Regions from separate parts of the Homo sapiens genome. Here region 2 is linked to region 1. Evidence: chromatin loops called from intact Hi-C (ENCODE). Cell type or tissue: Panc1. All regions are shown on one strand. Each heading gives the region's core, and the rest is flanking DNA. Links, peaks and the distances in the headings are about the cores only.

Evidence for each region. A loop is a pair of places that touch in the nucleus more often than their neighbours do. Peaks named below come from ENCODE experiments on the same cell type or tissue, not always from the same donor. Only the 100,000 strongest peaks of a DNase experiment are listed, where the experiment ranks them.
Region 2: it touches region 1 in a loop (6-fold over the local background); 1 of 110 quality-filtered maps calls a loop at or near these places.

Annotation. Positions count from the first base shown.
Region 1 is chr1:10,722,079-10,727,452 of GRCh38, reverse strand. All of the region lies in intron 2 of CASZ1 (castor zinc finger 1), which reads left to right. Among named protein-coding and RNA genes, the nearest start is that of CASZ1, 72 kb to the left of the region's middle. In Panc1, for the core only: no CTCF peak of the experiment used is centred there; a DNase peak (open chromatin) is centred at 3,112; H3K27ac peaks cover 3,187 bases.
Region 2 is chr1:10,565,500-10,570,873 of GRCh38, reverse strand. The region is part of intron 3 of PEX14 (peroxisomal biogenesis factor 14); the gene reads right to left. Among named protein-coding and RNA genes, the nearest start is that of PEX14, 93 kb to the right of the region's middle. In Panc1, for the core only: no CTCF peak of the experiment used is centred there; no DNase peak of the experiment used is centred there.

The DNA.
Region 1 (5,374 bases), core at 301-5,300:
GTTCAAGGAGCTGGGGTGTTTGTGAGCTTCTGGGAGGCTGGGTTGTTTTTTTTTTTCTTTTCTGGACTTAAAAGGCCTTGTGCAAACCTGGTACCCAGAATAGCACACATGGAGAGTTGTGAATGAAGAGCTGGATGGCCGATGACCTGGAGTGGGGGCTGGGGCTGGGCTCAAACAGCAGGTGCCTTATGGCTCTGCAGCCCCTGCCTGCAAGACGCCCTGGTCTCCCAGCTTCCCACAGGCCTGGGACGGTCGCGGGCCTCTCCCTACCCCTGGCCACCTCTCCCTTTTCCCTCTTCCTTCTCCAGGCTGTTTCCATGCCACCCTCCCTGGTGGGCTGGGCTTGACATTGGCGCCCATGGCTCCCCCTCTGCCTTCGTTTCAGTCCTCCTCACTCACAGGCTGTGTTCTCTTCCAGAGTGGGTAAAGTGAAAACCTTGCCAGTCACCTCTCCCGGTCTCCCTCCCCTCCGTCCTGGCTTTCGTGATAGAGAAACTGGCCAGGAAGCCCCACATGGTGCTATTTACCTGACACCTCAGTGGGTTTGGCAGGTGCTGATTCATTCCCTGAACCATTTCCCCCAGGACACGGAGCAGGCCAGGGAAGACCCCCTGGGCCTCTGAACACCCCCATGCTAGCCTCTCCCTGGCCTCTCTTCAGGGCCTGGGTGATTGCTGCAGCAAGGACCCCCCAGGGACCAGAGCGGCCTTGGCTGGGCCTCATCTTCATGTCTCCTTTCCTGGGTGCCCTGGGCAGCTCCTGCAGGAAAGGAATGCTAACGATCTGCTGGTGTAGTGAGCTGGCACCGCACCCAGGCAGGGGCCGCACAGCGCCAGGGCCTAGTAAAGACGCTGGCGAGGGCTCCATTCCCCGTGCCCGGTGTTTCCTCTGGCCGGATTGGCATGCAGCCTTCAGCTTGGCCTGAGGCGGCACGAGGAAAAGGTGGCATCCTCCACCGGCCCCAGCCTGGCCAGCCTGGAGGACTACACCGCCCTCCTCCTCCCTCCGGCTCCAGCCAGGAGGACTGTGATGGCCATGAGTATTTCATAGCATCTTCTGAAAGGAGATACGGAGTAGGCTGAGGATGGCGGCATCCCAGAGCGTGGCTGTTGGTCAGTAGCCCCAAGCTGGGGAGACCCGGTTTCACCTCCCCAAGCCTCATTTCCTCCTCCGTAAATGAGGGCATGAACAGTGGTGTCTCCTACAGGGTTTCTGTTGCTGTTTAATGAGGTGGTTTATAAAACCGACTTCACTCTGCCTGGGACGCGGTCAGCCCTCCATAAACACTAACAATTAATGGTCATGCTGGTGGTAGTAGCAGCAGTAGTAGTAGTACTGGTAGTAGTGGTGGTGGTGATAGTATAGGCCCTGCCCCATAGGTGGTTGGAGGCATCAATGAGATGGTACAGCCCCTGACAGATAGTGACTGCTCAGCAAATGCTAGCTGTCATTATTATTGCTATTACCATTATTTCCTAGTGCACTGAGGTGGAGCCTCACCCTGCTCTTGCTACTAAGGGATCCTGAGGATGCTGCCCCCTCCTAAGTCCGGCCCATCCTTCTAGAACATTCGGCAGGCCCTCTGGCCCCCTCAATGACTCTCTTACACCTGCCCTGCTGTCTTCAGGCCCCCCTTGCCATTCCCTCCCCACCCCACTGCCGCTGTCTTGTCACTCACCTGTCCAGGGTTCCCCAGGATCATCCTCTCTGGGGTCTCCTAGTAAAAAAAAAAAAAGGGCTTTCCAGAACCTGGCTTCCACCTCCTCCCCAAGCCTGGCCTCCCCCAGGCCTGGAGTGTGACTGGATTGTAACATGGTAGCTGAATGAACTCCAGTTTCAAAGGTTAATATCAAAATCTGGAGTGGATTACCTAAAAATTACTTACAACACCATTAAAATTCTGAACTCTTTTTGTTGTGGCTGTAAATTAATTTAAAATGTCAGGTTTTTTGAGAAATCCAATAAGAAATTGAGCCAACAGAGCAATCTGCAAACTGTCTGGCAAAGAGGAAAGTGTGTCTCTTCAATCGACAAGGAAAAATATGGAGCTTAACTGGAACCATATGGCTCAGTACTTGAGAGGAGCCTGCCGGAGAGGGAGGGCGGGAGGGGAGCTCAGCTGACAGCCACACGCATGCAGCGGGAGGCGGCCACGGTGTTGGCATTGGCACGGTGGAGGGGCCTGGCAGACGCCTGGCACCCAGCCTACTTGGCCGCCCTGTGTCCACGGTCACCGGGCTGCCCTGGGCAGTGACATGGTCACTCCTTGGTCTTAACACGTTCTCGCCGTATCCATCCAGGGCTCCCTGGCCAACTAGGGAATCCTACCCCCACCGAGGGGAGCCCAAGCCCCCTCCCTCCAGGGAAGAACAGCCACCTGCACGTCTGCGAGGGCTGCTTCCCTCCGTCCTCTGTGGGCTCCCTCCCGGCCAACATGTGGTCCCAATTACTCCTGAATTCCCCCAGATTTACAACACATTAAGTAATTTGTAGGTTATTTCAACTTCAATCTGCTGAAGTTGAGAAAATCAAAATTAAATTCAAACCACAAGGAAACTTCAGAGAAAGAGGAGAAAGAGAGAAGTTGAGCACCTTCTCTTCCCCAGGTTGGCTGTGTCCCCCTTATGTCATCCTCCGAGGCTCCCAGCCAGCCCCCCACCTGCCTTCCTCTGCCTCCTCTTCCCCGCCTTGCCTCTCCCTCCCAGGGCCCTTGCCCCTGCCTCTGGCTGGGCAGTGCCCTTGGGGTGCCCCTCTGAGCGAAGACCAGGGGCAACCTTGGAGCTCGTGCTAGGCCCTGCTTGCTTTGGCTGGGGGAGAAGTGCTTCTCTAACCTCTAACACTCTCTGCTCCCACTCCCTGAGCCCCTACCCCTGAGGGCTAGGTGATTCCTGGGCTCCAAAGCCTCTCTCTGCTTTCCTGACCCATTTCAAGGGAATCTCCACCAGGACTGTTCTAGCTCCCGACATGCCTGGGGTGGCTGACAGCTGGTAGGTACCACCTGGCCCCCGGGTTTAATAGCTCAGGTTACCTTATTTTGCTTTCTACCCTTTAAAACAGCCTTGTAAATAAGCAAACACTCGGTGCCAAGCACCTTCGGCACTTCGCCAGGCTGGTAAATATTTTAGTAGTGACTTGGTAACAGTTGCGTTCACTTTGATTTCCTCAGAAAGGTTCTTGGTGCTGGGGAGGGGGCCGTGGCTCTGGGAAATGATTTGCTGGCTATTTATAGCCCGGCTCTGACCACGTGGCCTTTGCTCTCACCCTGTGGATCGTGTGCTGGGGTATTTTTAAAGCTGGTGTAACGTTAGCCTGACACCTCTTTTGGCAAAGATGGGGAGGACTCTTCCACCTTCTCCCAAAGTGTGCTGTGGTCAAAGAGCTCCAAGGTCGGTTTGGAAAACTGGACTTGTCCTCACCAGGAATCCAAAGTGATATGGGAGGCTGGGGCAGGTGCTAGCGGTTGGGTGTGAGTTTAGGGTTGAACCCCTGCTGGCATGGTTTGGACTCGGGAAGAACCCCCAAAGAAGAGGAGAAGGTGGGCTCTGGGGCTGGGGCACATGACCCAGGCAGTGCTGAACTGGGGAGGCCACCTGAGACGGGTGGACTGAAGCTGACCGTGAGAGCAGCCAGGTTGCAGGGGGAGTTAGAGGGAAATGTGACCGCTGGATGAGCTTCCTGGGCATCTAGTCCTGAAGGACCCAGGCCATGGAGAAAAGAGAGTGGGAGACAGGGCCAAGGAAGATTCAGAGATGGGGGCAGCTTCCAGCCAGGGCTGCTGATTTGATGCCCTGGAGGGTCCTTTCCTCTAAGCCATGAGAAAGGCACCTGCAAAGCGCAGGACCCCATTGCCCAGTGCCAGGAAGCTGGCCTAACCCCACCCAAATTTGCCGTGTCCAACAGGGCATGTGCTGCCCCCAGGCTGGGCACCGGGGCAGGGGTGAGGCAGCAGGTGAGAGGCTGGCGCCTGGCTTGAATAGACTGCTCAGAGCCACAGCCAGTGGCTCCTCTGTTTTATGGGTGGTTTTAATGCACAGATGGGTTGGTTTTAAAGGGGCTCTAAATCATGGCACAGTGAGAGCCCCCACACCCCAGAGCCCCCTAGGAGGCTGTATCTGTGAGTGACTGTGGTATGGGCACAAGTGAAGTAGAAGCAAGGCCTGCCCCCACTCACTGTGCAGTGGTGATGGACAGGCCAGGGGGAGGTGGGCCCCTCTGGCTGGGTGTTCAGATGAAACCCTTCCTCTTGTCCCCCTACCCACCCACCATCCACACTGGCAGGCGGGGCCTTCCCACGTCCGGTTTACAGCCAGGGCACTGTTCAGTGACCAGCCAGCCTGCTGCCACTCCCAGCCACTTGCCCTTCCTCCTCTGGCTCCTGGCGCCATGATGCGCACCTCCCGTCTGCACCCACGCACACCCCATTGGTGCTCAGCTGCCGTGGGCGCACATCAGGTGAGCGCAGACAGTGGCAGACCCGGCTCACCTCCTTCCCGCAGGACTGGTGCCAGGGCAGTGCTCTTCCCGGAAGGCTTCCAAGCTCCCCCGGATGGCATCCTGTTGGGCCTGTTTCTGGGGTGCGGGGGCAGGCCTTTTTGGGGGGGAGAGTGTCTGCCCCATGCAGCCCTGGCGCCAGCTCTTCCTAGAGGCCTGTGGCAGTAATGCCAGAGGGAGGCAGCTGGGCTGGGGCAGGAGACAGGGATGTTTGAAATGGAAGTCGAGTGAGATGGGACCACCTTCAGCCACCACCACGGCTCTGCTGGGGGCAGACATGGAGCCCTGGGCCAGTCCGAATTGGTGCTCACTGGATACCTGCCTCTTAGCTGCCCCCCTGTGAGTGGGCCTTGCCCACTTGGGCTCCCAGCACCCAGTTTTCAGTGTCCTTGGAAACTTGGAGGAGTTCTGGGAAGGTGATAGGAAGATAGAAGAAGCCTTCTCCGAGCACCCAGAATGTTCGAGCTTGAATGGAAAGAGATCTGCCCTCGAAGGTACTCGGTCCCTAAGTCCGTGCCCTGTAGGCTCCCCTTGTTCGCTGGCCCGTGTGGGACGGAAGGCTGCTTTAGGGAATCTTTTTCTGCCCCTTGGCCTTGAGTTTGGAACTGCGTGGCACCAGAACCTTCTCATCCTTTACTGAGTGTCTTCAGCAAAACATGTTGTTTCCTCTCCAGTTCCCCCTTGGCGTTTGAGAATGGGGTGCCCGTCAACACTCACTCTCCTGCCTGTTCTCCCTAAAGCCATGGGGTAAAGGAAGCCTCATGGTCCTCTGAGGAGCCCTCATGGCCTCCTGAGCCGCTCAGGGGAGACGGTGGCTGTGACAGCTGACGGCCCACTTCAGTGCAGGTTGCGAAGGGGCGGGGCCAAGACGCAGGTGTCTGCC
Region 2 (5,374 bases), core at 324-5,323, 160 kb after region 1:
ACCATCTCAAAAAAAAAAAAAAAAACCCTGTTGACATTTTCTCTAAAGAAACTTCCAGTTAGACATAGCAGCTTGAACACATACTTCTGGTTGATTTTTGTCATCTTACACTTACATGTTAGGAAGGACTCATGCCCACAGATGCTCCAATCAGTTTCTTATGGCCTCTGTCATAAATACTGGATAGCCAAAGATCACCAGACATTTGAGGGAAAATGGAAAACTTAACAATGAAAAAACAGAGCCAGGTGCAGTGGCTCATGCCTGTAATCCCAGCACTTTGAGAGGCTGAGGCGGGCGGATCACAAGGTCAAGAGATCGAAGACCATCCTGGCCAACATGGTGAAACCCCATCTCTACTAAAAATACAAAAATTAGCTGGGCGTGTTGGCGTGCACCTGTAGTCCCAGCTACTCAGGAGGCTGAGGCAGGAGAATCGCTTGAACACGGGAGGTGGAGATTGCAGTGAGCCAAGATCGCACCACTGCACTCCAGCCTGGCGACAGAGCAAGACCACGTCTCAAAAAAGAAAATGAAAAACAGCCATCCAAAAACAAACAAAAAAGCTTGGAAGAAACAGAAATTAATTATCAGAGGAAAAGAAGTAATGTTGCATCAATGAAACAAGAATGGAATGTGGGGGAAAAAAGGGAACACACACAGAAAAGAAAGAACTCTCATAAACACCTGAGAGCAGAAAATCATTCAATACCCAGGAAAAACATTGGAAAAAAAAATTATTAGAAGACAAACTATTAGAAGAAATTACATATAAAGTAGGGCAAAAAAGATAAAAGATAGGAAAGAAAATATATTTTCTTAAATACTTGAGGGTCAAGCCAGGACATCTACCATCCAACTATCGAGGTTCTAAAAAAACAATATACAACACAAAGGAGAGGAAATTATTAAAGAAATAATACAAGAAGATTTCACATTAAAAGACCCTCTCATGTACATCACTGTGAAATTTCAGAATATGTAGAATAAAGACAAGCGGTAAAGCTTTCAGAGGGAAATAAACAGCTTGTATAGAAAGGATCAGGAATCAGAATGACCTCAGACTTTTCAGCAGCAACACAGAAAGGTAGAAAACAATGGAAAATGTCCTCAAGATTCTAATAAAAAATCATTTCCAACCTAGAATTCTAAACCCAGCCAACCTAAAGATGAAATCATGAAGGCACATTAAAGATGTTTTCAGATACTGGATCTAAAAAAGCTGCTTACCTCCCATGCACACCTTCTCAGGAAGCTACTGGAGGATCTGTTCTACCAACCCAAAGAAGCAATCCAAGAAAGACCACATGGAAGTTGGAAGACAGGAACTCAACCACAGGATAGAGAAAAGGGTCTTCCCAGAGTCATCGGGAAAGGCTGACAACTGGGGAACAGGTCTAGAGAGCGCAGTCCAGACTGCAGTGGGAGGGCGGGCAGAGGGCTCCAGAAATGGCACCAAGAAAACAGTAAGTTGCCTGATGTCTTTGATGGTGCCGAGGGGAATTTTACAGCTTGAGCTGAGTGAGGATTAATCAGTGATAAGTACACAGCTAAGCAATCTGCCCCATCCCCAAATAGAGTCCATTAACTCTATGAAAAAAAAATTTTACAAAAGAGAAAGCACAACTATCACATACTTCATGGCTCACTTGTAAAAAATAGTTACATACTTTTCACATTTATTATAATTAGTATTCATGATTTTACTAAAGCATGAATATTGCTTTAGTACTATAATGCTTAGAATTTGATATTTATAATATTAGCACTGTTTATATTTAATGCATCCAATACTACGAAAATAAACTAGATCTCCATCAATCTCTACTTCAAAGCCAGGCACAGTGGCTCATGCCTGTAAATCCCAGCACTTTGGGAGGCCAAGGTGGGCAGATCACTTGAGGTCAGGAGTTCGAGACCAGCCTGGCCAATGTGGTGAAACCCCATCTCTACAAAAAATACAAAAATTAGCAAGGTGTGGTGACGTGCATCTGTAATCCCAGCTACTTGGGAGGCTGAGGTATGAGAATCACTTGAACCCAGGAGGCGGAGGTTGCAGTGAGCCGAGATCACGCCACTGCACTCCAGCCAGGGCAACAGAGTGAGACTCTGTCTCAAAAACAAAACAAAACAAAACAAAAAACACTCTACCTTAATTTTTCCAAATATCCTCAAATTCATGATGTCTGAGGGCATGAACACAAAGGCATGAACAAATTCATCATCTCTGAGGGCTTGAACACATACTTACGGCTATTCTGCTAACTGCTGGATAAAATAATGGCACAAAGAATCTAGCACATTTAAAAAATACTACACTACAACTGGCTGGAATTCATATTAATAATATAATAATGATTCACTGTTATCTATTAATATACTTTATCATATTAGATCAAAAGACAATAATTATATGATTATTTCTGTAAGTGATAAAGGACATTAGATATAATTCGATATCCATTCTTAGTAAAAACTCTAATACAATAAGAATACAAGAATACTTCCTGAATATGATTATCTGTTAGTGGGAGTGGGGGGGGGGGGGGGAAGAGTATCTACTTGTGTATATGTGTGTCACTCTCCAAAGCTGACATCATCTTTTATTAAAAAGATATAAAAGCATATTATTTAAAATCAGAAACACATCATACGTTCACAATCATCAGTTTTATTTATCACTGTTCTGGAGGTATTTGCTGATGCAACTGGACAAGAAAAGTAGTAATAGATATAAGCAACGGAAAAGAAGAGGGGAGAGTGTTATTTACATATAGCACCTGGAAAAACTGACATGAATTAACGTACCATAAACAATATAAGTATCTAGCTAGGTGTCAACATTCAAAATCAGTATGTAAAAACTGCCTTCAAATTAAAGAACTGGCTGAAAGACATAATGAAAGAATACATCCCATTCAAAGTAGTAACGAAAAAGATACATGGCTGGGTGCAGTGGCTCATGCCTGTAATCCCATACTTCGTGATGCTGAGGCAGGAGGATCACTTGAGCCCAGGAGTTTGCGACCAGCCTGGGCAACATAGTGAGACCCCGTCTCTACAAAAAATAAGAAAATTAGGCCAGGTACAGTGGCTCACACCTGTAATGTCAGCACTTTGAGAGGATGAGGCAGGCGGATCACTTGAGGTCAGGAGTTCAAGACCAGCCTGGTCAACATGGCGAAACCCCGTCTCTACTAAAAATACAAAAATTAGCCCGGCGTGGTGGTGCATGCGTGTAATCCCAGCCACTTGGGAGGCAGAGGCAGGAGAACCACTTCAGTCTCCTGAGGTGGAGGGTGCAGTGAGCCGAGATCATGCCACTGCCCTCCAATCTGGGTGACACAGCAAGACTGTCTAAAAAAAAATCTTTATTTTTCATTTTTTACTGGGCAAGCTAATTTTGAAAATTATATAGAAATAAGAATAGCCAAGAAAATTCCAAATAATTGAAAAAATGCTGAGGCAAAATTAATTTTAACAGATAATAAAACATGTAAGATAGTGTGACATTGGACACAAAGAAACATTTCAAGTGAACAGAGTACGTCCAGATATATACAGGAAGTTAACATAGGATAAAGCTTCATTGCAAATCAATGGAGAAAAACTGCAGAGATGGGAAACTACAGCCAGGGAGACAAATTTAGCCCATTGTCTATTTTTGGATGGCCTGCAAGCTAAGAATGGTTTTTACATTTTTTTAAAGTTAGGAGGCAAAAAAAGAATTTAATGATACATGAAAATTAGATGAAATTCAAATTTCAGTGTCCATAAATAAAGTTTTATTTCTCATTAGTTTATACACTGTCAACGGCTGCTTTTGTGCTACCACAGTGGCGATGAGTAGTGTTCAGAGACCATACAAATTGCAAAACCTTAAAGTATTTACTATCTGGCTCTTTACAGAAAAAGTGTGTCAACCCTTGCAATAATGGATGCTGGATTATTTTATTAGCTGGAAAAAACTGAACTTGAATCCTTATACTCTATACACTGAAATAAATTCCTGATTACTTAAAAAAAAACAACTTGAGGTTTAAAAAATAATACTGGTGGCCAGGAGCGGTGGCTCACGTCTGTAATCCCAGCACTTTGGGAGGCCGAGGCGGGCGGATCACCTGAGGTCGGGAGTTTGAGATCAGCCTGACCAACATGAAGAAACCCCGTCTCTACTAAAAAACAAAACAAAACAAAACAAACAAACAAACAAAAAAATTAGCCAGGCATGATGGCACATGCCTGTAATCCTAGCTACTCGGGAGGCTGAGGTAGGAGAATCCCTTGAACTCAAGAGGCGGAGGTTGCAGAGAGTCAAGATCATGCCATTGCACTCCAACCTGGGCAACAAGAGTGAAATTCCACGTCAAAAAAAAAAAAGGAAGTCATAAAAGAAATGATAGATAAATAAAAAAATTCTGCCTGGACAAAAGCATCATAAACAAAGTCAAGACAAATTTCAAACTAATAGCATATATTTGTAACACAAATCCCAGACATGGGGCTATTTTCCTTAGTATATAAAATTATAAATCAATTTTAAAACATTAATCTCCTAATCCCAAGAAAGGGTAAAATACCTGAATAGTCAATTTGTAGATACGGAAATAAAAATGGCTCTTAAGTTCAAAAGAGAAATTCAACTCAAAACAGCACTGAGAGGCTTTCTGCATCTAACCAAGATGAAATAGCTTGTAAAAGTTCAACAATACTGCTGAGAACAACTGAAAAACAAACTGATTGAAAGTACTGGGGAGCTGCCAAGGCAACCAAGACTTGAGAGTCCAAGATCTCAGTGAGAAGGGAACTGCAGAAAGGTGAGCAAATACCCTATAAGATGCTGAGGCAGAGCTTTTGTCCATCTTCAGATGGACTAGAGAGATGTAAGTAAATAGACAGACATGTAAATAAATAAACAAATGGAGTTCACAAAGCAGAACTCCTGGGCTTAAGAGATCTTCCCACCTCAGCCTCCCAAGTAGCTGGGACTACAGGCATGTGCTACCACACCCATCTAATTTTTGTGTTTTTTTGTAGCAATGAGGTCGCCCAGGCTGGTCTCAAACTCCTAGCCTCAAGCAATCCTCCTGCCTCAGCCTCCCAAGTAGCTGGGATTACAGGCTCAAGCCATTGCACTCAGTTACAATTTTTAAATTGAGTAAGGCTAGAGCTTAAGATCCAAAGTTGAGAATATAAAATTATAAATCCATTTTAAAACATTAATCTCCTAATCCTAAGAAAGGGTAAAATACATGAATAGTCAATTTGTAGATATGGAAATAAAAATGGCTCTTAAGTTCAAAAGAGAAATTCAAATCAAAACAGCATTGAGAGGCTTTCTGCGTCTAACTGAGATGAAATAGCTTGTAAAAGT